Linked DNA regions of Mus musculus: regions 2 and 3 are each linked to region 1. Evidence: chromatin loops called from intact Hi-C (ENCODE). Cell type or tissue: gastrocnemius. All regions are shown on one strand. Links, peaks and the distances in the headings refer to the core of each region. The heading gives the core; the rest is flanking DNA.

The links. Peaks named below come from ENCODE experiments on the same cell type or tissue, not always from the same donor. Only the 100,000 strongest peaks of a DNase experiment are listed, where the experiment ranks them.
Region 2: a loop joins it to region 1, with 2.5 times the contacts of the local background. A loop is called at or near these places in 7 of 42 quality-filtered maps.
Region 3: a loop joins it to region 1, with 4 times the contacts of the local background. A loop is called at or near these places in 2 of 42 quality-filtered maps.

What each region holds. Positions count from the first base shown.
Region 1 is chr14:54,249,353-54,259,579 of GRCm38, forward strand. It overlaps Dad1 (defender against cell death 1), which reads right to left and starts at 4,577. Exons shown (of 3, transcript NM_001113358.1): 1 at 4,280-4,577. The coding sequence starts at 4,490. Abhd4 (abhydrolase domain containing 4) reads left to right here and starts at 9,931. Exons shown (of 7, transcript NM_134076.3): 1 at 9,931-9,967. The coding sequence starts at 9,945. In gastrocnemius, for the core only: no CTCF peak of the experiment used is centred there; a DNase peak (open chromatin) is centred at 4,586; H3K4me3 peaks cover 2,625 bases; H3K27ac peaks cover 1,948 bases.
Region 2 is chr14:54,421,725-54,432,400 of GRCm38, forward strand. Mrpl52 (mitochondrial ribosomal protein L52) reads left to right here and starts at 5,185. Exons shown (of 5, transcript NM_026851.2): 1 at 5,185-5,236; 2 at 5,310-5,367; 3 at 5,447-5,514; 4 at 6,860-6,924; 5 at 7,858-8,026. The coding sequence starts at 5,209. The coding sequence ends at 8,004. Mmp14 (matrix metallopeptidase 14 (membrane-inserted)) reads left to right here and starts at 9,874. Exons shown (of 10, transcript NM_008608.4): 1 at 9,874-10,249. The coding sequence starts at 10,142. In gastrocnemius, for the core only: a CTCF peak has its summit at 1,819 (motif pointing right); DNase peaks (open chromatin) are centred at 5,171, 8,153 and 9,120; H3K4me3 peaks cover 2,413 bases; H3K27ac peaks cover 1,626 bases.
Region 3 is chr14:55,092,020-55,102,695 of GRCm38, forward strand. Thtpa (thiamine triphosphatase) reads left to right here and starts at 2,765. Exons shown (of 2, transcript NM_153083.5): 1 at 2,765-3,987; 2 at 5,361-6,976. The coding sequence starts at 3,441. The coding sequence ends at 5,488. It overlaps Ap1g2 (adaptor protein complex AP-1, gamma 2 subunit), which reads right to left. Exons shown (of 22, transcript NM_007455.5): 12 at 10,623-10,676; 13 at 10,489-10,543; 14 at 10,292-10,414; 15 at 9,579-9,668; 16 at 9,376-9,503; 17 at 9,052-9,156; 18 at 8,632-8,758; 19 at 8,400-8,550; 20 at 7,683-7,846; 21 at 7,221-7,319; 22 at 6,816-7,142. The coding sequence ends at 7,041. Zfhx2 (zinc finger homeobox 2) reads right to left here and starts at 29. Exons shown (of 10, transcript NM_001039198.1): 1 at 1-29. In gastrocnemius, for the core only: a CTCF peak has its summit at 6,266 (motif pointing left); DNase peaks (open chromatin) are centred at 2,956, 4,853, 6,262 and 9,651; H3K4me3 peaks cover 1,854 bases; H3K27ac peaks cover 1,895 bases.

The sequences.
Region 1 (10,227 bases), core at 1-8,000:
AGACAAATTTGGTTAAGTAACATGATCAGGCGTGCAAATCAGATCAAGCTAAAAGAGATACCACGCACGGGCTGCAAAGCTAGGAAGCAGCCTGAGACACCGAGAATAAAAAAGTGATGGATAGGACATTTAGAAACCAGACAATCAGCCACGAAGTTGGCAAACTCCCAATTTCCTGGACAGTAGCTGAGAGGAATCCAAAGATCAAAGGACACTCCCTAAAGTAGCTCCACCCCAGTCCACATAAGCCAATGGCTTCCTTGAGACAAAAAACACTCCATGTTAGTCTCCGTGTCTCTCAAATGCAAACTCCTCTGTGATTTCTTAACTGCGAGTACTAAAACTTTACTTTGTAAATGTCGTCGTGTGTGTGTGTGAGAGACAGAGACATGAATGTGGTATATGTGTGTGTGGCGTGTGTGCACGTGTGTCCAGATGCACGTGCCTGTGTGTGCATACTTTCAGAGGCCGAGGACATTGGGTGTCCTGCTCTCTTTCATCCTTATTCCTTTGAGACAGGGTCTCTCATTGAACCTGAGCTGGCAGGCAGCAAGACTCAGCAATCCTCTTAGACACTGCCCTGCGCCTCCCACCCCCACTCCAGCACTGGGGTTATAGGCATAGGTACCATGCCTAGCTTCTGACATTGGTGCTAGGTATCTGAACTCACCGCTGTAAGCACTCTAACCAACTAAGCCATCTCTCCGGCCCATAAAACTGTTTCCTAAGCTTGAGTACGGACGAACCAAAGTTGTAAAGTAACTTAAAACAATGACTTCACAGACTAGGGACGAGGCTCAGTGGTGGCGTGTCTGCCTAGTAAGACTTACTTTAAAGACAGACTTAACTAATTGCCACTTAATCTCCCTAAACAGTTCTTGAGATGAGCAGATCCCAGCTAGGTACAAAAGGAAACTACAAAGACTACCAACACTGGAATGTTAACTCTGACTCGACAGATGTTCCTCCTCTAGTGATAGCTAACAGGAAGATAAAAGACAGCTGCTGAGCATGGCTGAGAAAGGAAAATGACTTCCCTGAGGTCCTCTAAAAACCTACTACACTATCCGCTGCTGAACAAGCCCATCCCTAGTGCCCTCTCACCTCAAGTCCCTTCCTGAGACCCTGAATAAGCCACCCAGCCATGAGGAAACAGAAGACAGCATTGTGTCTTTTCAGGATTCAGATGTTTGATGCCAGCATTCTAAACTCATTTACAGTGTCCTAACCAATTTCTAAAGAGCAAATGTACATGCAAAAGAAACAACCAGCCAAAAGCATGGAGAGACTCAATCCAAAGAGGGCCCTCCCCCAGGACATGCAACTAACATCAACTTCAAGTCTGCCCCTTCACTTCCAAAAAGAGAACTGTTGTTGGACAGCAGGTGTGCATGCTATTTACGCTTTACTTAGTGTGAGTGTGTCCATGTGGAGGTGAGAGAAGAATGCAGGAGTTGGTTCTCTCCTCCCGACCCAGGCCCCAGGGATCAAACTCAGGTGATGCTCAGGCTTGGTGACAAGGACCCTCACCCACTGAGCCATCTATCTGCCTGTGCTGTCACTGTTAATTCTCAGATGATCTCCTACAGAAACAGGCCAAAGCTCCAGCATTAGTGCCACTTGGTCTTTCAAAATCCTCCCCCAGAATTTCCTATAACCTCCCTCACCAAAGCTGCCCCTTCCAGTCTCTTCCCAAAGACCACAGAAAAGTCAAAAACACCAGGCCTGAGGTCTCCTGTCTCAACAATGTGAGCGAAGGCCAAACAAGTTACCAGGCAATGATCTGGCCTAGTAAAAGAAGTTGGGCTTAGTAAAATGAATACTGTCAAAAGAAACATGGCAGCCAGGCTGCTGATACAACTTTAACCCCAGCACTCAGAACATGGAGGTACACTGATCTCTGTGTTCAAGGTCAACCCAATCTACAGTTCCAGCAAGGCAGGGATACACATTAAAACCCTGTCTCAAAAAAAAAAAAAAAAGAAATTAAAAGGAAAAAAAAAAAAAAAAAAGAAAGGATGGATAGGTGGGTGGATGATGAATGGATCTGAGAATTTAGCTCAGTGACAAAATACCCTGAGTTCACTGAAGGGAAGAGAATGCAAATGATAACTTTCTTCAGCAACAATGAATTATCAGAAACTTTTTCTTTTCCTTAAACCCAATTTTATTTCTCTCACCCTATTCCCTGTTACCTAAAAGATTTGTAAATATCACTACTAACACCAATCTTACTACTAATAATGACTTCAGTACTAATAATGTCCTAATAATGTCCTCACTAATAATGTCCTCACTAATAATGCCCTCACTCCTAATAATGACCTCACTACTAACAGTGTTCCTTTGCTAAGCAGTCTAGTCAATAACAAGCCATATATATACCTCCCACTGAAACCTGATCATTTCAGCCTCAACAGGCACAAAAACAGGACTTAGGAGCTGGAGAGGTGTTTCAGTTGGTAAAGTGCCTGCCTCAAAGCATAAGGACCTGGTTTGCTGGCACATCTTTAACTGTGGAGTTGCAGAGAGTTGGAGAGAGGCAGACAAGACACCATACAACAGGAAGACACTCCCTCCCCAGAGTTCTCTATCCACCAGCCAGTTCAGTCTAGCCAATGAATACTTCTGCTCTTTAACCTCCATATACACACACATGCACACTGACACATAATGACACTTTACAATACATTATATGCACACAAAGATGCTCACAAAAATACTTTTAAAAGAACATTAAAAAAAAAAAAAAGCAAAAGCTGGGGCTGGGGCTGGAGAGATGGCTCAGTGGTTAAGAGCACTGACTGCTCTTCCAGAGGTCCTGAGTTCAATTCCCAGCAACCACATGGTGGCTCACAACCATCTGTAATAAGATCTTCTGCACTCCTCTGCTATGTCTGAAGACAGCTACAATGTACTCACATAAGTAAATAAATCTTTAAAAGAAAAAAAAAAAAGCAAAAGTCATCTACCAAAAAAAAAAAAAAAAGAAAGACAGATGGGATGAAAGAGAGAGTGTGAGCGCACTAACCTAACTTTCCAGCAAATCACTTTTTTTCTATGTAGTTCTGGTAAGTCAGGACTTAACTCAGAGGCTTGTGAAGATGGGTGGCTTCAACAGGAGAGACCTTACTTAAATCAGCTGTTAGCCCCACTCTGTTCCTACACTTCCATAACCAGAGGCTAAATAAGTAAGAGGTTCTCAGCCTCTTACTGTTCTCTGTCGGGAACAGTACTGGGCACAGTAGAGAGGTTTGTCAGACCTGGCTAATGGTGCTAACATATCCTGATGGTTAGGGTGTAGCCTCCAGAAACTGGACCAAAAACCAAAGACACTATGATGACCACTGAATAAGCTGACTTTGCAGCTCTAGCTCTGACTGGGGCACAAGTCGGCTGGGGCCTATTTAAGTTCTGAAAAGTAAAATTGTTCCCAGTGGGCCTGACCTAGCAATGTGAATGTGTACATGTGACGTGAGGTTTATGTTAAGACACTAAATCAAGTCTCCAGACAAGTCCAATGCTATATTTTGTCTCTGCCCAAACCAGCTGTAATTCACTGAGGAAAACAATTGCTAATAAACCCCCAAAACACTGCTGACTGACCATGATACATTTGGTAGTAACATTCCTAAGCCAAACCTGTTCCCAGTATTCTCTCAGTTCCATGGGGCAAGAAAAGTCAGACTTCAGATGAAATCCATGGCGGCAATCCTCATTAAACCTGGAAGTCTGTAAGGTTATTAAATGTGTAGAAGAAAGAAGAGCTAATACACAATTGTGTGAATAAAAATTGAGTTGAGGGTAAAGAGAAAAAGCACATAAATTATGCACAGAAATAAGTAGGGGCAACTAAAAAGCCAGCATCAATTGGGTTGCCTCCTCACAAGCAGTCACTAATATTTATATTCCTATACTATCACCAAAGTCTTCTCCTAGATGAAGTAGGGATTAGGCCAAAGTGATAGAAATGTCTCAGCTTGGCATTTTAATTTAAAGCTCTACCAACTTTAAATTTGTGTTAAAGTTTCATCAAGGTAGGATATTTTTCCTTAGAGAAGTATTAATTGCGACGAACACCAGAAGACTATTTCTTTACATATTCAGTTTCAACTCCTGTTAGGCATTAGAAACGTGACATTTCTGAGCCTGCTTCCTGGATCCCAAGAAGTAAGCGTGACTTCACAGACGACGGCCTTCTACAAACTACCAAAGGGTACCGTGAGGACGAAGCTGCGCGCCAAAGTGGGACATTATGACCAGGATACAGAATCATTACCCGCTAGGATGAAGCTGCCCACACAAGAGATGAAGCCAGAGAGGAAAGAGTTGAAGGGGAAGGTGCCCACGAGGAGACAGTAGCCGAACTGCAGCGCCCCGGTCAGCAGTATATAAAGGAGATAGGCGTCCAGCAACTTCAGCCGCTGCGGAGTGGAGCTCAAGTACTCCTCCAGGAACCGGGAGATGACGGACACCACAGACGCCGACATGACGAACACGGGGACTTCGGATACCGGACGACCACAGACGATGTGGCTCGCGCGTGCGCGTTAGCGGGCCCTAGCCACGCCCACACCGGCGGGCCAATTGGCTCCGGCGTAAAGGCCAGCCTTGGTGCGTCACAATTAATGCGCAGACACAGGCTGCATACCCAGACTGAGAACTACAAACGGAAATAAATTAATGCTCCTGCGCAGGGCCTATCTCCCCCTCTGGAGACGTGTACTATAGCCTTATTTCCGCCCTGCGTTTGTTGACGCCCTCTGTTGCTCTGGCGACGAGATTTGTGACCGGAACAAGGGGAGAGGTTTAACAGCGGACAGAGACGCTTCCCAGAGAGTTCCGGCTCTCTTTGATCCCCCTCAGTGGTCTAGCTTGGGAATCTGCTTAGAGACCAAGCTGGCGGTCCAGGGACTTAACCTGCCTGGCCCTAATTCTCTTAAAAGCTCTATCTTCAGATGCCTATGACCGATCATTAGAGCAGGTCAAGTTCCTCCGCAGTGAGAACTATGCTTATACGGGCCAAGCGCCGGTTTACACTGGCGGGAGAGGGTTGACCTCTACAGGATCCTGAACTGGAAGGCTGAATCTGGGCCCCACGAAGAACCTAAGCCAGCAGGTATTCATTCATTCAACAAACGCTCGTTGAGTACCAAGGAGGTCCAATAGCTGTAGTTATATTGTAGGAATTTTTAGGTTAATCAGTCACTGTCTAAAAAGAGAGATAGTCACTTGTGCGTAGAGTGAAGGGTCAGGATCAGCAGCAAACTGACATTGTACAACAGGTATTGTTATAATATTCCTTGAATGGCTCCAAAGAGCATATTTGTTTCAACCTGATCCTCTGAATCATTTTATAGAAAAAGAATTGAAAGTTTGAGGTTTTAACAAGTACAATTAACTGCTTTTTAGCGTTTTAGCTGAAGAAAACTTAAGTTCTGCCTTCTGGTTTGCACTGCCATTACAAGTTCACAATAACCCGACCTTCTAAACCTAGTATCTCATCTTTCAGTTAAAAAGTCTACCCGCATAGAATCCGGTACTTCATTTCAGCGTTTAAGACACTTCCAACTGCCCTGCCTAACTAGTTGAGCAGCATTTCTAAACCCGCAACTGAACTACTGTCGCTTGTTATCTGTATTTAGCCCGGAAACACTTAGCGCCACAATCCAATAAGACGTAAATAGCCCTGCCCAGGTTCCAGTGAATCACTCGTGTCTTTGGAAAGCCTTAGTCTGTTAAAAGAGGTAAATCCATATTCACAAGAGAGAAGTTTGCACTCCTAGAAATGTAGCCTCTGTGCTCTTGTGTTACTGTAGAGTGGGTGGGATGTGGAAGGATAACCAGACGGGTTCCTACTCCACATAATATGAAATGCATCTGCAATTGAACCCTTCTCCCTGTCTCAGCACAAGTAGAACAGATTCCTCTGGTCGTCAACTTAAGGCCAAATGGGCTAACTGGCTGTTTCTAATTATCCAGTAATGAATTCTTCCAGAAGTTCCTGTGCCATCATCCCAGCACCTTCCAGAAGTGTCTTAGCCTTTGATCTTTGTCATTAACATCTTCATAGGAGTTCCCTAGGAAGACAGAATCAATGCAAGACATCACTTATTGAGACAAGCATACTCATTCTAAGACAAAGCCATTCTGAACTCCAGATTTTCTCAGCTACCTGAATTAACAATACGGAAAAGTTTTGTTTTGTGTTCAGTATATGAACATAACTAAACTCTCAATAGGGATTCATACGGTCATTGGTTTTGAGTAGTGTGAGTCAGAACATTACTATGTGTAAAAAGCTCATGTGCAGAGGGATAGTAGATAAAAGTTCAAGTTCCAGAGTCAGACAAAGAGGGTGTTAAACTTTGATTCTACATACTACTAATTACTTAACTTGAGACTGATCACTTAACATTTAATTCTTGCTTTCCTTCTTTGTGTTCTTTTTGACAAGGTTTCTTTATGTAGCCTCGCCTGGAAATTACTATGTATCCCAGAATGGATTCAAATTTGCAATCCTCCTGCCTCTGCTTACTGAGTGCTGAAATTTCAGGTATATGCCACTATGGTCTCATTTTCCATCTCCATGACATGGAAATAACAATACCTGAATCACAGCACTGTTTTCGTTGGGGTTAAATGAAATAATGTCAAACATTAAGCAGCAAAGTCCAGAGCCCATGATAAATGCCCAGAAGATGTTTGCACTTGCTAACAATTATTCATTCTGACATGAACGACCTCTGTTTCTCCAAATAATTAAAACTCGGCCATACTGCAAAGCTCCAATACTTTGGGCATGCAAAAGATGATGCTAGCACTGTAAATCTGATGACTGGCAAAGACACATTGGGTTTTAAGTCAAATCAGAAGTCAGAGAAGACCTTAGAGGCTTCATTACTAAGGTGCTCCACAATATAAGATATGGGAGAGTAGAGGGGGCATACTCTGTGATTCTTCCATTCTTTCTCCTAAGAAATTATATTATCAGCCCGGCAGTAGTGGTGCACGCCTTTAATCCCAGCACTTGGGAGGCAGAGGCAGGTGAATTCCTGAGTTGGAGGCCAGCCTGGTCTACAGAGTGAGTTCCAGGACAGCCAGGGCTACACAGATAAACCCTGTCTCAAAAAAAAAAAACAAAAACAAAACAAAACCAGAAAAAAAATAAAAAAAAGTACAGTACTTTATGTACTCTTTTTGTATCAAATCATGTATGTTTTAAAAGATATGTTTTTAAGATAGGATATATTCTTCCATATGTGTCTTGACTTCAAGATAAGAAGGGGAGAATACATTTTTCTCTCCAGAGGCCTGTCTAGAGTAGGTACCAAGAGTTCATTTCATTGTATATAATTCTAGAAGATCTACTCAATCCTGAGTTATATCAATTCTGGGAATACCTTAGGATAACTTTTGTTATAAAGAACATTTTCCATATACTTGAAATTCTTCCTTCTAAACAACTATGCTAACGCTTATTTGGAACATGTGGAGACAGAATACTAATGCTCTCTGCATATATGTTCTAGAATCTAAAGTCCTAATACCAGTCGCACCTGATCAGCCTTTCCCAAAAGGACCCACATTTTATAGGTTATCAGATTATGGGAGCTTTTGTTGTCCTAGAACTTAGTACTTCATTCTGTCAGCTACTTAGTACTTAGTACCCTCAGAATTTAGTACTTCATTCTTAGCACTTAATGCTTCATTCTGTCAGCCAGGCATGCTTACTAGCCTGCTTGTCCATGCATTCACCAAGTGCCAAGCACATACCTTGCTGTGGGCAGGGAGCAAAGCAGGGTGCTAAACAGACAAGACTCCCCCCTGAAACTTAATTTCTGGAGGAGGGGCAAATGAGTATGGATTATGCAAGAGCCTTTTAAAATGGTGTTCTGAGGAAAATAAACTAAAGTCATGTGGTGCCCTGATGATGGGGGTCTCTTTTAGAAGGAGGGAAGTTTGAACTAAGTTCTGACTACATAGTTGCCAGCTCTCCAAAACCAGCCTGGGGAGTCTGTGGGGGGGGACCACCAAAAAAGATGACTTCCTTTCTTTTTATCATTGGATTCTTTGTGTAACATAATGTTTGGCTTTGGACATAAGATACATCATTGTTAAAGTACATATGCTAAATCTTCTTTGAATTGCCTTAGTGAATTCTCACAAGCCACACACTCCAGAAGCAGCAGCAGCCAGACAAAATGACTTGCCCAAGATCAGGAAATAAATGACAAAGCTAAGAACTTGAACTTAACCCAGACTTCTGGCCATGGGTTCTATTTGTTTAACTAGTGTGTCTTCTGGAACACCAGCACCTTCAATGCAAAAAAAAAAAAAAAAAAAAAAAAAAAGCAGCTTTCTAGCCTCAAACCAAACTAACTGAATTAGATTCTGAGGATGGCAATCAGGAGGCTGCGTTGTTATCAAGCCTACCCAATGACTGTGTATAGTGAATTGTGGGACCACTGAGCTTGGCTAAAATCATGGATGGACATTTCTGAAAATTCCAGTTCTCTTCAACTTTAAACCCTTATAATGATCAGTTTAACATTGTGTTTCTGGAAAGAATAAATCTCAGGTTCTCTTCGGTCTTTCAAGAAGACCAAAGAAAAATACTGTAGGACTAGGAACATAGCTCCACTGCTAAAGTGCCTAGCTAGCAAGCAGAAAGCCCTGGGTTCGATCCACAATCCTGAATCAACAAGCCTGGCAGAATACCCTATAATCCCAGCACTCCAGAGATAGAAACAGGAGACTCGGAAGCACAGATCATCCTCAGATACACATCCAATGTGAGGCCAACCCAGGACACATACACCTTGACGTGTGTGTGTGTGTGTGTGTGTGTGTGTGTGTGTGTGTGTAAGAGAGAGAGAGAGAGAGAGAGAGAGAGTCCTCAGTAGATTCTTTCCCCTTAAGTATGATTAAACTACTGCAGTGGATAATCAGAAAGGGAGCGGCTCCAGGGATGCCACACCCCCTTTGCCATTTCAAGTGAATTCTGAAGCCAGCTTCAAGATGTGTCCCGCCTCTCTGCCGAGCCAGCCTGAAATGTGCTCAAAACTTCTGGGTTAAGTCACTTCACATCCCACATCCTTAATCTTATATCCACATACCTAATCACGCCCAGCCTTATGCGTTAGGCCTTTAACTGGCCCTCCTCTGGGAGGTCCACCGAATGGAAGGAAGCAGGATACTGCTACTTTTTCCTTGGAAAGTAGGTTGAGGCAAGACATCCCCAGAACAGAGAAATGCTTATGCTGACAGGTGTCACCCCTCATCTTAGAGCTGTGAATACAGGATGCCCCAAATACTACAGGGAGCCTACTTAGCTTTAAACTTTGCTGTCTAAAATTTAACTAGGCAGCATGCTTTTTGTATTTCTGGAACCGGGAAATCTTGGGTTACAATATCCGAGGCCCTTTTATAGGAAGCACCCTTATGACTCCACGGACATCTAAACCATTTCCATAGGACTACCAAGGCAGATGAAGCGTCTGTGACCTGAGATACAGAGGGAAGCTTGAGAACGTGAGCAAGAGGCAAAGCAGTTCCTTCACTCTTTAATTGAAGGAGGTGTGGAGGCGGGGCTGGTGGCATTCCAGTGAGGAACTTTGAGTTTTAAACTACCTGTCTTCCTGTCTCCCTCACTGTCCCCCAAAGGGATGTGATCCGGATTAAGGAGCCTACTTTTGTGGGACCGTAGTGTTCAGCCTGGACGCAGGCCAGAGGGAGCAAACAGAAGGAAGCACCCAACTGATTGCTGTCCATGTGCTGAGTCGGTTGGTCTGCCAACTTTGCCCGCTAGAACCCCGCTAGCGACCCAGGCCCCGCCTCCGGCCCCGCCCCCTTTGTTATCCGATACTTCCCTGGGTCAGCTGGTTCTGGCGTCGAGCGGAGGGATGGGCTGGCTCAGCTCGACCCGGCAGGGCTTGTTTACTATGGCTGATGATCTGGAGCAGCAGTGAGTTACTCCTGTCCGTTTCTCTTTCTGTCTCTATCTGTCCGGGCCAGGATCCGGGGACTGTCTGTAGTTGCGGACAGCTTCAGACTCCCCGCCTTTCCTTTCAGGTTGGCTTCCAGGGAGGGATGGGTTGCGCTCAGGAGCCCCGGGAGCGCTGAGAGATGAGAAGGCTGCGGAGCTGGGAGAGTGTTGAGGGTTAAGCTTGCGTTCAGCCTGGGGACTCTGACTTTCCACTAGTCTTCGCGATCGCCCCTCTGGTA
Region 2 (10,676 bases), core at 1,135-9,134, 170 kb after region 1:
TTGCTTGTTACTGCAGAACGTTGAGTCTTACCCTATTCTTCAAGCTTTTAGGGTATATCTGCTCTCTCAGCTGAAAACTATGGGATTCTAGTGCTGTCTTGGGGCCAGAGGCTTAGCAACATGCATTTGGAAACAGTGGCACTTTCTCTATTCTGACACTTCCAGAAAAAAAAAAAAAAAAAGTAACCCCATGCATTTTGTGCAAGTGTGTGTGTGTGTGTGTGTGCGTGCGTGCGTGCGTGCGTGCGTGCGTGCGTGCGTGTGTGTGTGTGTGTGTGTGTGTGTGTGTGTGTGTGTGTGTGTGTTTACTGCTAGAGATCAAACTGGGGCCTCACACATGGCAAATATACATCCTACTACTGGGCCTTCTACTCCAATGGCCACATTTGCTTCAATCTTAAAGTCTTAAAAACTTCAAGAAAAGTATACAGAGCTATCTAATCTCCTTTGTAGGTTTAGTAAGAAAAGCATATGAAATTATTTGTGTAGAAGTGGCTTTAAAGATTTGTGTTCATTTTAATTGTGTGTGTGTGTACACATTTGAGTACAGGTGCCCTCGGAGGCTAGGTAGGTCGGATTCCGTGGAGCAAGAGTGACAGGTGATTCTGAGACTCAAACTTGGTCCTTTGCCAAGAGCAGCAGCAATGTCTTTGAAAAGCAAAGGTAAAGAAGGGGCTGTCGAAAGGACTCACAGTTGAAAGCATCCTTGTAGAAGTTAGTTTGATTCCCAGCACCCATGTGATCTATAACTGCAGTTCCAGGGGAATCTCATGTCTTCCTCTGGCTTCCATGGTCACTAGGCATATACATGGTACATGGACATACATATAGGCAAAACACCAATACACGTAAATCTTTAGAAAAGAAGAACAAGGGCTGGAGAGATGGCTCAGCGGTTAAGAGCACAGACTGCTCTTCCGAAGGTCCTGAGTTCAAATCCCAGCAACCACATGGTGGCTCACAGCCATCTATAATGAGATCTGATGCCCTCTTCTAGGGTGTCTGAAGACAGCTACAGTGTACTTACATACAATAAATAAATTTAAAAAAAAAAAAAAAAAAAAAAGAAAAGAAGAACAAGTGTGTGGTGCTGAGGGGTAGAGACCCTCCCTAGCGTGTTCAAGACCCCAGAGCACACAAAAAATAAATAAATAAATAGATAAATAAATAAATAAATAAATAAATAAATAAATAAACTACCAGGCCTCTACTCCTAGTTATTTGGGAGTTATTTGGGAAATGAGGCAGACTGCCTAGAACTGAAACAAAGTTCTAGGCCAGTTTAAGCAACTTCAGCGAGACTCTTGACTCAAGTTTAAAAAATAAGGGATGGGGTCAGGCATGCTGGCTCTCACATGGAGTCTCAGCATGCAGGAGGAGGTTCAGGCTAAGATATCACTGCAAATTTGAAGCCAACCTATATCACACAATGACCTCTAAGCTAAGCCTAGGCTACTGAGACCCCATCTCAAAAAAGGAGGAGGGTTTATGTCATAGTAGTACTCTTATGTTCACACCTTATAAACTTCGTGGTATGTTTTGTTTTAATTTTCCAGACAGGGTTTCTGTATCACAGGCTGGTCTGGAACTTATCCCTTACTCCCACCTCCCAAGCGCATGCGGTCTCCGGGCCCTGCTCTCCCTTGTTTTATTTTGAGTAGGGGAGGAGAAATGCAATCTGCGGCATTCAGTTAATTTCCTTTTGTTCTTCGTCTGGTCTTTTTTGGTCAGTCCCATCCTGCACCATTTTGTTATCGGTTTGGTTTTTTTACAAAGATATATTTATTATGTATACAGCATTCTGCCTGCATGTACGCCTGCAGGCCAGAAGAGGGCACCAGATCTCATTACAGATGGTTGTGAGCTACAATGTGGTTGCTGGGCATTGAACTCCAGCCAGTGCTCTTAATCTCTAAGTCATCTCTCCAGTCCCCAGTTTTTATTTCTTAAACCAGGATCCACCCTTCCCTTCTTCCAAAGCACAACTCCAAAACACTTCCAGGGTAAAAATTCCTCATCCTTACAAAAGGAAATGAGAGACTTGATACACTCGGAAGACAGGCTATCACACCACTCCTGCTCGCCTTGCCCTTGTTAGCCTGGGTTTATATCTAGCCCAGCAACCCTGCAATGTAGTCTTGCCATAAAGGATTTTGGCTTACATTATCACCCTTGAAATATTTTCAGAACAGTAATATTTATTTATTTTTTAATATTTATACCAATAAAGACATGGAAGGTGGGAACAGGTAAAATCCTGCTAGCTCAGTAAGGTAACTTTATTTTCTTAACTATATACAAAATATCTACTTATGAGCCTGATCCTACAACTAAACTGCTAGCTCCTTAGAAATCTCTATCTTTGTCAGACAACCCAGCTAGGCTACCTTTCTCTTGAGCTCCTCCAAACCCAAGAGGGCTCCTGAGCTCTTTTCCCTAGAATACTGCAGTGTCCTGACAACTGCTTCTCTGGGGTTAAGCCCAGAGAAAATCCCTCTTACCTGGAGCTCCGTCCCTAACTAAGGCTCTTCCAAGCCAAGAGAGAGAGCTAGTAAAGGCCCAACTGCAGTAAGTCTCTAGCCCCACACTCAAGGAAGGCTGAACCAGGTCACCTTCACACCTTCACAGCGAGGGGGCTCCGAGTCAAGTCAGTAGGGGCCTAGGAAGCCATCCAGCTGACTTTACCTAGAGTCATAAAGCAAAGACCATAAGACCTCTCCCAAGAAATTTGCCTTAGGCTGGGCGTGATGGCACAAGCCTTTAATCCCACCACTCGGGAGGCAGAGGCAGGCGGATTTCTGAGTTCGAGGCCAGCCTGGTCTACAAAGTGAGTTCCAGGACAGCCAGGACTACACAGAGAAACCCTGTCTCGAAAAACCAAAAAAAAAGAAAGAAAGAAAGAAAGAAAGAAAGAAAGAAAGAAAGAAAGAAAGAAAGAAAGAAAGAAAGAAAGAAAGAAAGAAAGAAAGAGAGAGAAAGAAAGAAATTTGCCTTAAAATAGGTGAAACTTCCTATTCTTTAGTATCTTATCTATTTGAAACTTTTAGAGGCACACCCTAACTGCTTCCCTTCAGGACACACCCAACTGCATCTGACAGCTTCTGTATTTCGTTAGCAATTAGGTTTTCTAATGTATAATAATCAAATATCCTGTAACAGAGAACTAAGAACTCAAGAGTTTCTAGACCAGTCTGGGTTACAGAGCAAGACCCTGTCTCATAATGGGAAAGGAAAGGCTAGGGAGGAAAGATGGAGGAAATAAAAAAGGGAAAGGAAGGAAAAAGGAGTTCCTCAAAGGCAAAAATAAATACCAAAGAGAATAAAGCAAGCCAGGCATGGTGGTACTAACTGGTAATCCCAGTATTCAAAAGGCTGATTGATGCAGGAGCATTGAGGGCAGCCAGGGCTACCTAGCAGGCACTGGGTCATCCAGAGCTACTTAGCAAGATGCCTATCTCAAAAGAGGTGCTGGGGAGAAAGGAAGCTCTAGCTTATAGGTTGAATATCCTTTATTTGAAATGCTTGGTATTGTTAGCATCACGGGCCTTGATCGGTCTTGTTTCTACTGTCAGCTAAAGAATTAATAGGCAGGAAATCCTCAGATGTGACAGGTAGCAGTGGAGAAATCTCCAACATCGCAAACAGCTCAGACAGAATCAGCAACTGAAGAAAGGCTTTATTGAAGGGTGAAGCAACATATACATGCATCACACACAGAGAAAAGTGCCTTTGCAAAGCCAAGAAGGGGGACTCAGAAGACTGAAAATCTAGTCCTTTTCCAAGGCTGGAGTTTTTAAGTCTCTGAAGTTTTCCTCCCCTAATTTAGGGTTGGTAAATTTAAAGAGAAAAAGGATGGCTGATTGGCCCACAACTGTCTTGGAACATGTACCAATCCAGCCTTGAATTCCTGGAGTCAGTCTATCAGCAGATCTACTGGGAGGGAGAGAAAGCCCACAAGATTCTTTGTTTTATGCTGCCAGGCTTTTGTCTCAGGCTAGGAGGAGAGGAAGAAACCAGACATCGTGGAAATTCATCATTATCTAGTCATGGTCTTTTATCTGTCTGCCTACCAGGGAATCTGTCCAACTCTTGGGCCCTTAATACAGAAATGCCTGATTTGGGAACATTTGAATATATGTTTGTTGGGGATGGACCTGAATTCTAAGCATAAAATTCTTTCATGCTGAATGTTATTTTTGAGTATGCTAAGGATGAATCCACAGTCTAAGCATGCTAGACAAGTATTCCACCACAGCATCATCGCCAGCCCTTAGTGCACCTGATTTTTTTTGACAAAAATTCCGTCATGACTTCGGGTGTGTAATTCTCCATCGTAGCATCATGTTTGGATTCAACAGGTTTGGTTTGGGAGCACTTCAGTTTCCAGGTTTAATCCACTCAAAAAGTATACCTAACTCATGAGAATGTGTGGTTTAAAATTAGAATCAGAGTCACCTTACATCCCTGCATTCGGGAGCAGAGGCAGATGTATCTCAATGAGTTCGATGCCAACCTAGGCTACATACTGAGTACCATAGTTACATGGTGAGACCTTGTTTAAAAAAAAAAAAAAATAATAACTGGCACCAGTACAACTTCCTCAAAAAAATGTTTAACAGTGTCCTCAGATCCGTGCTTCCATACATAGTCTTGCAAATGACATATACTTCCCTTCCCACCACTGGGCTGCACTATTAGTCATGTCTGTGATCATTTGTCTTCCTAGACTCAAATGCCTTATCTGGACTGTTTTTTAGCTACCCCTATAATCTCCTAACCCATTCACCACTTCTTCGACTCCGTTGGATGAGAACCAAATTTTTCCAACTCGTTCTACACTTGATCATATCAGAAAACAAACGTTAAAATGAAGCAGAAGGCTGCACAATGAGGTTCGTTGGATGCGACACTTCTGAGTTACCCTAAATTTCCCAAGTCTGGAGAACGTCCGGGAAAGGACTTGGAAACAGCTGCGAAGGATTCGGTCACAGGTATCTCAACCACCTCGGAGGGTGCAAGATGCACGCGCGGGGCAGTTCCTCCTGTTCAGAACACTCAGCCCACAGCTGACTCCCACTTCCGTACGATAACGCAAGATGGTGGGACCGGCGATTGAAAACCACATTCAAGATGTCGGCTTCCGGTTTTCCCGGCAGCGTCCCGCGTGGCTGCCGGGGCCACGCCCACTTCCGGTTCCCTTGCTCCGGCATGGCTGCCTTAGGGACCTGGCTGTCCAGTGAGTGATTGTGGGGTTGGGGACACGGGAGCCGCGGGGCGACCAGCCCTCTAACTCCCTGCTCTTCCATTAGGTGTCCGGAGATTGCACTGCAGCGTAGTGGCGCGGGCCGGTGGCCAGTGGCGACTCCAGTGAGTGCCGTGCCGGGCGGGGGCGCGGCGGGACCTAGTATCCCGCCGCGTCCTCACCCACACTGTCTCCCCCACCCAGGCAAGGGCTGGCTGCCAACCCTTCCGGCTATGGGCCCCTCACGGAGCTCCCTGACTGGTCCTTCGCGGGTGAGCCTTGATGTCAAGGGTTTTTTGTTTTTGTTTTTTTTCCTCCGAGACCACCGGGGTAAGGGTTGGGGGCGTGTCTGGGAAAATAGTGAACCTTTTACTTGAGTTGGAGGACTGCAGCTCTACCTTTGCCTGACTGTGTAGCCGGGTGTTAGTTCACCCCTGAGGTTTTAGGTTTGGAGAGCTGAGGCAGAGGGATTGCTGTGAGGTTAGTGCTATGTAAGGAATCCTTGATTATCCTGAACTACAGAATGAGACCCTGTGTATCAATCAAGAAATAGTAATTGGCTAAGGAAAGTTAGCTGTCAGGATCGTATCCTGAAGGTATAAGGAAATACTAACGTGGGCTGTTCTGGGCTTGGAAGTATGTATGACTTTTATCCTCTCAGAAGGATAAAACTCTCACATGTGTGGTGAGTGTATTTTGACAATTCGTTTGCAAATGTACAAGGAATTCTTTGAAAAGCTGCTGAAAAGAACACCGAAGATCCCTACAAGTCTGAAATGGCAGACTCAGTACAGAGAAGTCTTTTTCTCTTTAAAAAAAAAAAAAAAAAAAAAACTTATGGACTGAAGGATGCCTTTAAAATGCGGTGCCTGTTCTTCCGGAGGACATGGGTTCGATTCCCAACACCCACAGGGTGACTCACAATTGCTTGTAACTCCAGTTCCAGGGGATCCAATGTCATCTTTTCACTTCCACCTTTACCAGGCACCCACATGGTGCACAGACATACATACAAACACAACACCCAAGCACATAAAAATAAAACTTTAAAAAAAGCAAAATTAAAAGAGAGTAGTGACGCATGCCTGCAATCGGCACTCACGAGGCAGAAGCACTGAGAGCTAGGGGATAGCCTTGGCTACATAGTGAAACCTTGCCTCAAAAATCAAGAGTGAGGGAGAAAAAAAACCCTATATTTCATTATACAATGAGATGAAGTTTAGCAAAGAGACACATTGAGTGAAGGGTTTCTGAAGAGAAAAGTGAGTTCAGCTTGGCAGACGGCCCTAGGTCCATGCTAATGACAGGGTTAAATGATAGGAAGAGCGTGCCTATGAAGTCATTTCGTGATTCTGTTGGACCTCACCTCTGAGGCTAGGTGAGTTTTAGTTGTGGTTGTGAACTGGGATCCTCCTCAGTATTGTTTTTGATGAGCAGAACTGGGCCCTGAACCTACAGCCTCACGCACGCCAGCATCCACCCAACCAACCATAGTCAGGGTGACCTGGAAAAGTGGAGCTAGGGGCTTACTCTTCTCCAATCCCTATCACACCAGTGTTTGGACAGGATCCCCAGACCACATTTAACACTATGCCTTTTGTTTACTTTTGTCTGTAGATGGCCGCCCTGCACCCCCAATGAAAGGCCAACTTCGAAGAAAAGCTCAAAGGGAGAAGCTTGCAGTGAGTAGCTGGGACTCTGCCAAAGGCTGTGTTTATGACTGGAGGAGGAAAATTTAAATCATCATTTATCTTCATTTTCTTTAAGATTGATTTTTACTTTATATACATGTGTTTTGCCTGTATCAATGTATGTTCATCATATGTGTTCGTGGTACCTGTAGTGGTCAGAGGAGGGTGTCAGATCCTCTGGAACTGGAATTACAGATGGTTGTGAGCTCTGGGGTGGCTACTGGGAGTTGAACCCTTGTCCCTTGCAAGAGCAGAGAGCCATCTCTACAGCCCCATAAATTAGAATCTGTTTTAAGTTGTGTTGTACTTGAGCTACTGTTTGGCAGTGCATGGGATAAAATCCAGGGCTTCCTGCCTGCTAGGCAGGCACACCAGCAGCAGCCATTTCTCCAGTCCTTACACCCAACTAACTTATCTTTTTAAAGATTTATTTATTTTTATTTATATGAGTACAATGTAGCTGTCTTCAGACACACACCAGAAGAGGGCATCAGACCCCATTACAGATGGTTGTGAGCCACCGTGTGGTTGCTGGGATTTGAACTCAGGACCTCTGGAAGAGCAATCAGTGCTCTTAACCTCTGAGCCATCTCTCCAGTCCCTTTTCTTTCTTTCGATGAGGCATGTAGACCAGGCCAGCCTCAAACTCACAAGAGATGGGCCTGCCTTCACCTCCCAAGTACTAGGATCAAAGGATGTATCCCCCTACCTGGCCAAGCTGATGTTTTACTACGACTGAGAAGGGAAGACTGGAGCGGGGCACTCTGCAGAAACCAACAGCTGACCTTCCTCAGCTTCACACCGTCAGCGTGATGCATCAGTATCCAGCTGAACACTTGGCTTTGGGGGGGGAGGGGGAGACCTGCTCAGTGGTACATATGCCTGAGCCCCAGATGTCACCTACTCTCTTCCTGTCTGTTTCAGAGACGAGTTGTACTGCTGACACAGGAAATGGATGCTGGAATACAGGCATGGAAGCTCAGGCAGCAGAAATTGCAGGAAGAAAGGAAGAAGGAACATGATCTCAAACCTAAAGGGACTTTACTGAGAAGCCCACTTCCGAATCAATAAAAAGCAGCTCCTGCCCCACTTTCCCAGACTCTCTCTGGCTTTCTTTTCTATAGTCTGAATGCTTTATCAAGTCATTTTCCCCACCACTTGTATTGATAGCAAAAGACCTTAAAATCACTGCCTGCCAGGCTTGGCCCAGTGCCCTTAGTCCTCCCCATTCCAGTTCAGCCAGATCTTGCTCTGGGATCATTTTGCCCCTAGTGCTGAAGAACGTGCCCAGAGCCTTAACAAAAGCTAAGCACACCACCACCTATCACTTGGCCTGCTTGGGATTTTTAATCAACCACAAGCAACTGCTTTGTGAGAGAAGAAAGGGGCAGCAGCAGTTTCCCTGGTTCACCCTCATACTCTTGTCACTAAGAGACCATGCACAGCTCAGATGCATACAGTTGGCATTTAATGTTTTCTTGAAAAGGTCTTTCCACCTGAGGATCTTTTTCCTTTTTAAGACATGGTCTCACGGTAGCACTGGCTGTCCTGAAACTGGCCAGGTAGACCAAGTTGTCTGGCAATCACAAAGATCCTCCCACCTCTGTCTGGATTTAAAGCCATGTGCCACCATACCTGTTAGAAGTCCCTTTCTTAACAAGCAGCTAGTATCTGGGTACATGGTCCAGGAGACACTCACACTGTAAGGCAGATATAGGAAGGATTAAACTCGGGGTCTTCTGCTGAAGGAGTAATAATCAGACTTAAGTTCCAGAGGTTAAAGAGGGTCCTTGCTTCCCCACCCCCACACACAAGGTCGCTGCCCATGACCTAGCAACCATTCATTGTATTGATCGTGAGCCTCCCTTGGATTCTGGAGGCAAGGACCTTTGTTCCCGTTCCAGTGCTCCGTGTTTGGCTCCCATCATCCACCACAAAGCTGGCAGCTGTGGATCTCTGCAGCTTCCTACCTGGCTTTATTCCTGCCCCCTTCCCTTACCGCTTCCCTTGCTTGCTTTCCTTCCCTCTCCCCACTGCCTTCCTCTCGCTGACCAAATGCAATTCTTGGATCTTACATTTCGCTGATGGTCGAGTTTTCTGTCTCCCACACTTTTCCTGCCTCTGTCCCACTGCTGGTGTGTTTCCATATCTAGTTGTCAACCTCTTATCTGTCTCCCTCTCGGAGAGCCAGCGCAGCCTGGCCTCCCTCTCCCCTGTCTGCCTCTCCTTTTGTTCTCCCTGCCCAGCCATCACGGAAGCTGCGCGCTCGAAGGAACTGTCTCCACTGTAAAGACTAAAGGAAACTCCAAAACCCTACCTCCCATTCCTTCCTCTTCCAACAAATTTCACCACTTCTATCCATCGGGCTTCCCCCGATCCTGTGACCTTGAAGCCCTTTCCTACCCAGGCAGTTCACACTTAATAGAACAGCCAGATTGTAAAAGCCATTAATAAAGGGGTCGGTCCCCCAATTCAAAGTAATTGCGGTGGCTGTTGGGCATGTGGCTTTTGTTACAGTCTTAACTTTGGGGCAAGAGGAGGAGAAGGAGGCTGTCCACAGGTCTCAGCATACAACCCTCTTGTTAGTAAATGTCCCTTCTCCCAACCTTCCTCACTCGCAAGTTAGACTTCATGTCTCCACCATTCCTAGCCATCGGGCTTCCCAATACTTAAACACTCTCAAGTGAGACATGCTGAATACTACGGGAATCAGGCCACCCAAAAAATGCTTAGGAAGAGAAAGTCTTCCGCATCCCGTCCCCTGGGACACCCAGGCTCCTAGTTAGTTGCCGGCTGCGGCCTCAACCCCTGCAGATGGCAGCCTGCACCACAGAAAAGACAAACTTTTTTTTCCCCTTCTCTCCTGCTGTAATTGGATTCGAGCTGAAACACCACGTCCCCACCGAAAAAGGAGGGCATTGGGGCGGGGGCGGAGGAGAGGCTGTGGGAGAAGGGAGGGACCAAAGGAGAGCAGAGAGGGCTTCCAACTCAGTTCGCCGACTAAGCAGAAGAAAGATCAAAAAACGGAAAAGAGAAGAGCAAACAGACATTTCCAGGAGCAATTCCCTCACCTCCAAGCCGACCGCGCTCTAGGAATCCACATTCCGTTCCTTTAGAAGACAAAGGCGCCCCAAGAGAGGCGGCGCGACCCCAGGGCGTGGGCCCCGCCGCGGAGCCCGCACCGCCCGGCGCCCCGACGCCGGGGACCATGTCTCCCGCCCCTCGACCCTCCCGCAGCCTCCTGCTCCCCCTGCTCACGCTTGGCACGGCGCTCGCCTCCCTCGGCTGGGCCCAAGGCAGCAACTTCAGCCCCGAAGTAAGTGAGCTCCTCCGGCCCTTCCCGGAGTTTCGCCCGCCGGGTAGGCGAGCCCGGGGGTCTCCAAGGGGACAGCCCCCGCTGAGAGATGGGCTCTGGGGGGGCTCTGCTGCGCCAGCCTTTCTTTTTCTCCCCTCATCTGCAAACTTGCAAGTTGATCCAACTTTTGCCTGCCTCCAACAACCCCCCTTCCGCCGCCACCGACTCTTTCCCATTCCTCCCTTCCCTGGAAGAACTCTGCAGCGGGGCCCGGGCCTCGCTTTTCCAAGCTCTGCGCGCACTGTGGCACAAGGCGGGAGCCTCAGAGACACTGGACTCCGCGCCGTCCGGGCCGGTGTCACACGCGAGTTGTTCCTTCAGTTTGGCAGCGCTCAGGTGCCCGAGGCCCTGCACGGACGCATCCGTACCAAGTGGGGGCGTCGGGGGC
Region 3 (10,676 bases), core at 1,681-9,680, 840 kb after region 1:
AGCAGGGACGGGAGTCGAACCGCGGCCGCCAAGCAGCGCGAGGCGGGGAGGGGAGGGGGCGGCTCTTGGAAGGGACTTCTCCGATGTGTTGATTCCTTTTTTGCCCCTCCTCCTCCCTCCCTTCAGCGCTCGCTCCGGGGCGTCAGGGACGGAGATGGAAAAATAAATAAATTCACGGCGGTGAGGGAAGTGAAAGAAAATAATCAATGCTATTTGGCTGCGGCTGAAGTGTTTTCCCGGCTTCGTGAGTGGGTTTCCATTGATTCACCCTGGGCACTGGCTTGCTCCCTGTCTCCTCCTCCTCCTCCTCGCCCTCCTCCTTCAAGCCCTCACTCCTCCGCCTCATTCACTGGCTGGAGCCAAGGCGTCCCACACAATGGAATAATCAATACCCAGGCGCCCGGGGCAGCCCCACTGAGCAGGTGCAGCGACCCGCCCGCCGCAATGCATACTGGGAATTGTAGTCTATAGGTGTCCGCCCTCTATAGACAGCTAGCGGAGTCAACCGGTGTCCCAGGACGCAGGGACCTGGGTGGGGGCCAAGATCTCAGGGCGGGGCAGACCGTCCATATCCACAGGCTTCTTCCTTGACTCAGGCAGTAGGTCTACCCTATGCCTGCAAAAAGGGCAGGTCCCTTAAAACTCTTGTTCCCTCCTCTTTATCCTGCTTACAGAAGTGTGTTTTATTTTTATTTAAAAAATTTTTTTTCGAGACAGGGCTTCTATGGGTAGCTTTGGCTGTCTAGAACTCGTTTTATAGACTAGATTTCTGCCTCTACCTCCCAAGTGCTGGGTGTTGTTTTATTTTAAAGCACTATTGCTTCGCAGAGCCTTCAGGAGGTTCATCCCTATTTCACTCCCTTCTTCTAGTCTTATCGTCCCCCCCCCCCCCGTTTGATTACTAGAACATTCTGTTTCATAGCAGTTTCATAGTGTTTCTCTCAGTGTTGTTGTGTTCTTAACTCAGTGTTGGGAAGGGAGATGGGAGGCTTTGGTTCCTTCTCCTTAACAGCTCATCAGTGTTTTATATTCTAAATTTTAAGATTCTGAAGCGAAGCTGCGCGTGGTGGCACACGCCTTTGATCTAGCACTTGGGAGGCAGAGGCAGGTGGGTCTCTGAGTTTGAGGCCAACCTGGTCTACAGAATGAGTTCTAGGACAACCAGAGCTACACAGAGAAACCCTGTCTTAGAAAAAAAAAAAAGATTGTAAAGCAGAGTATACAGGACTTTATTTTATATTTTATATTAGAGGAAAATAAGGTTTCCCAGCTCAAGATTGCATGGCCGATAAGTAATAGTCCCATGATGTAAACCCTCAGTGGTCTCCAGAGCCCAAGCTTGCTGCGTGGCATATTTTCTTATGAAACCAATATTTTGAGTTTCTACCATGTAACAGTAAATAAAGTTTGTAACTGGTTCTTCAATCCTCATATAACTGAAGCGGGAGAGGGTGGTTGTACCATGGCCAGGAGCAAGTGGGTCTACAAAAGAGGACGGACGGGTGAGGTTTGGGCTAATGAGAAGAGATGGGGTCTCGGACTTGTTCCCTCCCCACTCAGATCCTTGGCTTTACTTTTCAGTCTTGTTGAAGCACTGGTATTTTCTGTGTTCTATAAGATCCAACCCATAGACCAGAAGCAGGAGTTTGTTTAATGCCTTCCTAAGCTCAAAATGCCATGTCTGTAAGTGCCAAGTTCCCATGATGCTCCCTGCCTGTCTCACTCTTGGCCCAGGAGGGGCTGTAAGTCAGTCTGTAGCTCAGGCTCTCCGCAAGCTGTCACCTCTTGCCTCAGCTTCCCCGATGGTGGGAAACCAGCAGCAGCACAGCACTCTGCCTGTCTACTGCTCGTACTCCCAACAATGCCACCTCCGCGACTGTTGAACTGAGTCTGCCACTCACTCATGGCTTTTCAACCCGCCACTCAATTGCACTTCAAGCCATCGTCAGCTTAGATACTGGCTAGGTGCTGTAGCTAGTTTCTGGGCTTTTACCCAGGCGGTTATTCCCACCTAGGTCTCCAGAAATCCCACCATATTCATTCATTCATTCATTCATTCATTCATTCATTCTCTCTCATACACTCTCATGTACCAGTATTTTGTCTGTAGTACAGTACAGGAGGATGCCAGAAGAGGGCGTAAGAACCCCGCTGTAACTGGAGTTAAAGAGGTTGCCACCTGCGCTTTAAGTGCTGGGAAGGTAATCCCAGCTCTGTAAGCACAGCAAGTGTACTTAAGTGCTGAGCATCCATCACTCCAGCTGTCCCATTACATCTCTAATTCACATTCAAAACATCACTTCCTCCATTGACAGAAAGTTTCCCATTTATCCTCTCGAAAATCCCAGGATAGAGGTAAGGGCATGGCAGCTCACACAGGTAACCCAGCACTCACTCGAAGAGGAATGAGGAGTTCCAGGTCAAATTGGGTTACATGAGATCCTTGTGTCAAAACAACAAGAAGCAACAAAAGACAAAACAACTATAAAAAATATTCCAAGTGACCACTGAATTACTCCACTAACCATTACAACTCCCCACTTAGTGGGGAGCCATAGCTTGTGTTTTATCAGTCGCATTCACTGTCTACACTGGGAGGGGTTGGGAACTACTCTTCCCGTTCGCCACCCCCAAAAGCCTTCCTGTAGAGCTTGAGGTAGAGTCCCGCTTGCTGAAACTAATTCTGATTTCCTTAGTGATCGGTGGGCAGGAAAGGTGAGGTGGTCCTTTGGAAACTACATCTCCCATCATGCACCAGGCCCAGGATGCCAGGCTCACGCTAAGGCTCGAGATCTTGGCCGATTCCTGGGCTCCAGGAAAAATGCAGGATGAACAGCGGGCAAGAGGAAGCTCTCTCTTCTCTTGCCCACCGGGTTGGGTCGCACGTAACCTAACAGACCTCTCAGGCCTAGCTTGTCATCGGCACCGCCACACCGGTCTAATATGGCCGCTAGTGCTGGGACCGGTCTCGCGCGTAAAGAGCCTGGACTAAGGTCCGGAGCCGGAGACCGCTCCCGGCATTCCTCGCGGGTGTAGCGTGGGCACCCTTCCCCCACTTCCGGGTCCCGGGAGAAGGAGACCCTGGGGTCTTGAAGAGTGTCCCGAGGTACCGCTGTTTGGTGCTAGGCGAAGAATGGCAGATCATCCTGGGCAGTGAATCACTGGCCTTGGGTAGCAAGGTGTAGCGAGAAGATAGGTCATCAGCATTACGGCCTGTTTGCTAGGGAGCCTTTTGGGTTATCAGTAGTAGGATTTAACTGGAGACTTGTCACCATTGTTGCAGCCCGCAGAGACCTCCAAGTAGAGCCCTGTGAACCTGGAGCAGAGCTCTGGGACAGTGTATATGCATCTTAAATTGATCCAGGACTAGTCCGTCTTTGCTGACTAGTCCTCACCTTGAGCACTCAGTGAATACCTGGCAAACAGGGTTGCAGGTTAATATGGCCCAGGGCTTGATTGAAGTGGAGCGAAAGTTCGCTCCAGGGCCTGACACGGAGGAAAGGCTGCAGGAGTTGGGGGCCACCCTGGAGCACCGGGTCACCTTCCGAGACACATACTATGATACCTCTGAGTTAAGCCTTATGCTGTCTGACCACTGGCTGCGACAACGAGAAGGTAGTGGATGGGAGCTCAAATGTCCTGGAGTAACAGGTGTCTCAGGACCTCACAATGAGTATGTGGAAGTCACATCGGAAGCTGCGATTGTGGCCCAGCTCTTTGAACTGCTCGGGTCTGGGGAGCAGAAGCCTGCAGGTGTGGCTGCTGTCCTGGGCTCGCTGAAGCTGCAGGAGGTGGCTAGTTTTATTACTACGCGAAGCTCCTGGAAGCTGGCCTTATCTGGAGCCCATGGACAGGAGCCTCAGCTCACAATAGACTTGGATTCAGCGGACTTCGGCTATGCTGTGGGTGAGGTAGAGGCCATGGTGCACGAGAAGGCTGAAGTCCCGGCTGCCCTAGAGAAGATCATCACCGTCAGTAGCATGCTTGGTGAGGGAGACAGGTCTTTGTGTGCGCAGCATGGTGGGGGAGGGAGGCAGGCCCTTCTATGCTCAGGAACATGGTGGGTGAGGAAGACAGGCAGGCCCTTTGGGCTGTCCTTTTTTCTCACTTAACCTCACTGCAGGTCCTTACTGAGCCATAGAGGAGTGGAGGGAAATCATTTTTGTAAGGAAAATTGGTTTTTTGTTTTGTTTTGTTTTTTCGAGTCAGGGTTTCTCTGTGTAGCCCTGGCTGTCCTGGAACTCACTCTGTAGATCAGGCTGGCCTCGAACTCAGAAACCCGCCTGCCTCTGCTTCCCAAGTGCTGGGATTAAAGGCATGTGGCACCTTTTAATTATGTGCTTTTGTTTTTTGTTTTTTGTAGAGATTTTCTTGAAAATCTAATTTGTTTACACTTTGATAAGAATCCTTTCCAATTCTTTAGTAGCTAATTTGGATTTTATTCTTCCCGGTTCCCAATCTTCATCCTGGTTATCACTTAATTCTCCTAGTTCTATTTATTAGGTCTCTGCTTTGATCCTTCCCACAAACTTCTCTTTTCTCTTTCAACTTCCTACATGGTTATTATTCCCTTGGCTCTTTCTGTGGTCTTCTATGTAGCCCAGGAAAGGCCTTAAGCTTGTGGCATTACAGGTGTAGGTAGCCACACCTCGTTGTCCATGCTTTTGGCTGAGCATGACACTGGTATGGGGGGCGGGGGCAGTGGTGAACTCTTTGTCAGATGTTTCTGTTTCCATGCCTAGTTCTGAAATAGCTCATCTGCACACTTCTGAGATTGTGCACTGCACTGGGCCTGACAGCCCTGGAGGGCTGAGCCTCCTTGGAGACCACCCGTGGAGTTTCCCTGCTGTGGGTCAGCAGGCTGCTGTCCATTAGCGATGTGTGCATCAGGCCGTTAGAGTTGAGGTTCTGTGAACGCCACTCGCCACTCCACAGCCCCTGCTTTCCTCTGTTTCCCATAGCACTTGGTTATCTTCTGTACTCCGCTGCCTGTGCTCCATTACCAAGCTAATGAGCTTTGGCTTGCCTAGATGGGCTTGAATCTTGATTGGGAGAAAGCGGTAATAAATGAAGTGAGTTGGCTCCCCTGTCTCCGTGGCACAGGATGCTTCTCTACCATTTCTCATTGCTGGAGGAGAGGCGCTTGGGTGGCTTTCCAGCCACACAACCCGAGTGGGTTTTTGCAGGGAGGTTTTCACTTCTGCAGGGAATGGGTGGGTTGGAGAAACTGCCCTGATGGCCTCTGGATTTTTAGTACTGCCTTGCAGACTTTGGAGTCCTGGCTGGGTAGGCAGGGAACAGAACCGAAGCATGTCCGAGGGCTCCACCTGCTTCTTTCCTCATTGTCCTCTTGCCCGCAGGAGTGCCAGCACAGGAGGAGGCACCAGCCAAGCTCATGGTATACCTACAGCGCTTCAGGCCTCTGGACTATCAGCGCCTGCTAGAAGCAGCCAGTTCTGGTGAGGCCACAGGGGACTCAGCATCCTGACAACAGCGTTCACTTTCCAAAAGGGAAGGTAACTCTGAAGCCGCCATTCACATCCGGACCCACGGTGCTCCTTTCCCTTACAACGGAGCCACTTTCCCCTCCAGCTCTGCCTGGTCTTTCGCCCACTCTGAGCTATCCTTCCTGGAGCCCTCCCTGGCTGCTTCCCTCATCCGTCAGATGCAATCTGTGGGCCGCCCCTCTCCCCTGGCCGCTAAGCAGCCTCCATTGATTTCCGCTCGTGTTTATAGGATTTCCACTTAGCCGTGATCAGTAGTTAAGCACAGGAAAATCCCTTGCCACCCCCCCCTCCCTTGGTCGATGCCATTGATTCTGCCAGAGGCTCTGAAGCCGCCTTACAGCTGAGTTAGAGATGAGGGGAAACAGCGGGGATTTCCCTGCCCTGGGGTGTAGGGAAGAGCAAGAAGGTGGGGAAAAGGTTAGGAACTCCTTAAGGGATCTAGAAATTCAGGGCCTGCTGCTGTGCCGGGAGGGTAGAGTGCTCAGTGTGGCAGTTTAGAGAGAACATTTGCTCTCCAACCCAGAGAGGGGTAGAAAGAAAATGGTCATTGTTGAGACCGGTTCCTAGGGTTTCAGGAAGTCATACTTCCTGTGGAGAAGGCACCACCCTTGCTCTTAACACATTTTTTTTTCTCTCAACTAGGTCAAAACAGGCCTCTCTTCCCTTCTCACGCTTCATAGACTTTATTTGTTGGGGAGGAGGCAGGCTCTCTATATTGCCTTGACAAATATAGGGTCTGAGTGCCACCTGCTGGTGGCCCTCAGGGTTGTGTCCCAAGCTGAGGGTGCAGAAAGATTTGAGAGGAGCCGAGGCAGTTATGAGGCAGGCAAGCTTAGGGAACAGGTTAGCAGCCTGGAACTCCACTTGGTTTGAGCTATGCACACCTCTCATCTCACTGCCACTTGGCATCTTAGGACCCTCAGCTGCACGCACCATGCACACACATTCTTCTAACAGTGCAGCCAGGACCCCGCCTGTATCGAGTAGCACTTAGAGCCCACTTCAGACAGTAAATCTCTCTTTCCCCAGCAGCCATCAAAACTCCCCTTCTGTGGACAGTTTTATTCAAACACTTTAGGACATACCCCAAAGTAGGGAGCTGATTAGGCCTAAACGGGTTTGGGGTAACCTGTGATCTTTGGGTGACCTTTTGAGGAGAACTCCCTATGGACCGTCCTATGCCTGTGCAGAATGAGTTAGCTTATGATTAAAGTCAGCTGCATCATGGGAAGGGTTACGCACAGAGAAGAAAGGCTGACAGAATCCAAGCCTGTCAATGAAAACAGAGAATCACTCAAATTATGCCACTTCACAGCTAACACCTTCGTTCCCTGAGACTTTATTAAAGGAACACCGGGTGACTGCCCTGGGCTCTTAAGACTGTGGTCATCACCCGTTTACAGAGCACTTCTAATTTGTACGCTCAGTTTGCCTTTAAATAAAGTTTACTTCGCCATTTACGTGGGTCTTTATTTCCGTTCCTTGAACACCAGGAGCCTGGAGACACCCAGGCCAGACACTGACCACAGTCGGTTACTGCCACGTCTCCACAGGCAAGTTATCCACCTCAAAGATCTCCTGTACTGGCTGGCCAGAGTGGTTGTAGGTGAGGCGCAGCTTAAGTCGCAAAGGTGCCTAAAAACAGGCAAGCAGAGACCAGGGTCAGGTCTCCTATTGCTTCGTCCCTCTTACCCGCAGCGTCTGACAACTCACCTGGTTAGGATTGAGGATTCTGAAGACCTGGGTGATGGGAAGACCACCCTGAGCTGGAATTGTGTTCCCACTGGGGGCCTGTAACTGCAGCTGGAAACTCTGAACATGGGAGATTTGGGCAGAGCATTGTAAGGCCCCTGGGCTCAGGCAGTCCTCCACATCCCGTGGCTCCCAAACATTTTTGGATAACACCCCAATAACACAATCACTCCTTTCCCATTATACTCTGCCTCCCACCCTCCTCCATTTCTTTCTGGCCTCTTCTCCTGAAATTCCCTGGCTACCTCTGAATGCTATTTTTTTTTTTTTCTTTTATTGAAACAGTGTAGCTCAAATTGGCTTCAAAGTCACTATGTTAAGGCAGGTTGGCCTCAAACAATGAGTCCCCCTGCCTCAGGTTTCTAAGTTCTACAATTACAGGCACCAACTATCACACCTGGCTAAACCCCACTGTTTTCAAACCTTGGGCACAGCTGCCTGGCAAACGAAGTGGGTAACATCCTCCTTTGAGGAGTTGGTGGTGGTGGCAGTGACTAAGAGCAAAGCAGGGGTCTCCAAGGGCCGCATGAAAGAAAGATCCAGCTGTAGGCCCTCACGCTCAAACACTCTGACACTGGGGATGGGAGCTGGAGAAGGGAGAGAGGCAGCTCAGTGCATGGGCTTAAGATAAAACACCCAGCCACTCAGCCAGTAAAAATGGAGTGAGCCAGTCTTGACCCTGCAGCTGCCCCGGATCTAATGATAAAAGTAGACAAGCTAAGGCTTGGGCTGGCCATCTAGTTGGGGAAAGAGAAACATCGAACGAAATACAAGATAATCATGGCCGTGATGAACCAAGTTAAACAGGAGAGGGTAGACAGATGGCATTTAGCTGAAGAGTGAGTAGTATCCGCTAGTAGCAGTCCTTTTGGTGTTGGGTAAAGAACGTGAAATGTTAAGGGTTTGAGGTGGAAGGCTTTGGGGAGTTGAAGAGACCAATAGAGTGGGCAGTGGGAAGTGATAGTGCAGGCTGGAGTGGAAACAGGCCTGCAGACTGGGGTGAGAAGTACAAGTACATTAAAGATGGGACCGCCATGGACCTTTGCCTACTGAGATGGGTGTCCCTATCCTTGGCTCAGAGAGAGAAAAGACCCATTTCCACCCCACTTCTATAATGTTTCTCCCTTAGCTGAGGCCTACCTGGGGGTGGCGGTGTACAGGGAAGGTCAAGGAGATGAATTAAGGCTTCCCCTGGGGAAGGAGTCTGAGGAGGAAGATGCTGGGCATGCCCAGAAGAGAGAGGCTCTGAAGTGTCACCCAGGAGATCCAGTAGATCTAAGAGTTTGGTGGCCTGGGAAAAAGGGCAGGAGGTCACGGCAGGGTGTGAACACCCACATAAGTCTTCTCTACCCAGGTCCTCCCACCTCCTCACCTGGGGTTCTGTGGGGGCAGGGGCTGTCACTTCCAAGGGCTGGGCTTCCGTTTGCTTCTCCTTCCCTCCCTCTTTAACGTGGGGGTCACCACGCTCTACAAGAGGCATCTTTTCTAGGATGGCGGCTCTGAAGGGATGGAACGCAAGGGTTCCTGTATGAAGCACATGCTCTCACAGAAGCATTTGGGAAGAAGACCAAGGACACAGGGCGGTGGCACACAGGGTCACAAGTGCCGTCCTGGCTTCCTAAGACAGGAAGCCAGTTGCTGGTCTTCCGACAACAGATGAGGATGGGAAACCAGCTTGCCATCCACTATGGATGGGAGGTGAGTCGTTCCCCCCCCCCCCCCCAAGAGAGGCTCTGAAGAGCGCCCTGGGAGTAGAGAGTCTGAAGTTCTACCTGCAGGCCTCAGGACACACCTCATGTGGTCGTACTTCTGGAAGAGTGTGTTATACTCCACAGCCCGCTGTTGCAGCTCTAAGTCCACACAGCTCCCGTAGATGGACACCACCTGGCGAATACGACTGGGCCACCGTGTGGCCTGTGAGAGGCAGTGGCGGTCGGCCTGCTCTTCCACTCCAGGATGAGAGGGAAGGGAGAGGCCTCACAGAGTAAGGAGACCCCTGATATATGTGGCTCAAAAGCAGATTCCTAAGGCTAGGCGGGGAGAGGGATGCGTGCCTGGGGACTTAGTAGGCCTGGCGGAAATGACATCTTTAAAGGGACGGGAGCTCCCTTCTTACTTGTTGTCTCCCCGGAGTCGGGTGCTCAGCTTCATGAGGGCTGTGATGGCGTAGCCCCGAGTGGCTGGCAGGGACATATGGGACTGCAGCACCTTTTCCAGCAGTGCTAGCACGTCCTCTTCTTCCACCTTCAGGTGTGGACAATAGGTCATGTCTGTCCTGGAGAATCCTCCCCAGGGTATCACTCACTCCTCAGGTCTCACCTGAAAAGGCTCCGTCTCCTCACAGTTACCTTCCAGCAGGAGGTCCCCATACTCGCCAATGCACCAGGCTGCCACCTGAACCAGTGGTTGCTGGATGGGAGATGAGACACTGAGGGGCTGGTCTTGGGGTTGGGGCAGGGGGTGAGGTCCCCTCTTCTAAACCCTACGATGTCTCTTTACTGCAGGGCAAAGAAGGTTGGGTTGGCAGGGTAGAGGAGGGAAATTTAAGTTTGGTAGCAGGCTCCATCTTAGCATTTTTGGCTACTAATGCCCTCTGGTGGGCGAGTACCAGAACTACATGGCTTGACCACATGACAGAGCCCTGAGAGGCTCTCATAAGAAAACAGGGATGGTTTCTACTTACTCTACTTAAGTTGACAAAGGGAGTTATGGATATCTTAGGGTGGCCCCTGTTAGTCCACTGGACACTGAAGGTAATAATATAAATGACTGTATGTGCCAAACTTAATATATCTCATGTGATCTCAAAGACAGCCTGAGAGGTAGGCATTCTAGAAAGTTGAGGACATGGAGCCTAAAGGAAATAAAAATTATTTATCTGGAGATGCAGCCTGTAGTCACCAGGGGCAGGACAGAAGCTTAAGTAAAGGTGGGCTTGGTCTTTGGCCATCTTCTGTCAATTCCGCATGTGGGGAAAAGCATTCAAATTTGAGAAGGCTGGCCAGCTGGACCTAGGGAGACAGGAGTGATACCTGGGAGATATCCTCTGCTAAGGCACTGTAGAGACGGCGCACAGAGTAGGTATGCAGCTCCTCGGCCTCTCCAATCAGCTGGGTCAGGTTGGCCACTGCGTCATCCCTCACATGGGCTCCTGCCTGGAGAGGGGTGGATGTGGCCAAGTCAGCGTTCTGCCAACTCCTGCCCGACTCCCTGCCTGGCCCCCTCTTACCGTGGTCAGCACGTGCAGGATGGTGTCTATGTGCCATCGCTTGCTGGGAGCAAACCTAGGGGACATGGCTCATCAGTGCTGTCACTGCCCCTCCCCAGGCCGCAGCCTCTGACTCGAAGCCATTTGTCACTTACCTCTCCGCAGCCAACAGAATGCCTGAGGCACAATCAGCCCGAAGATCAGGGGGG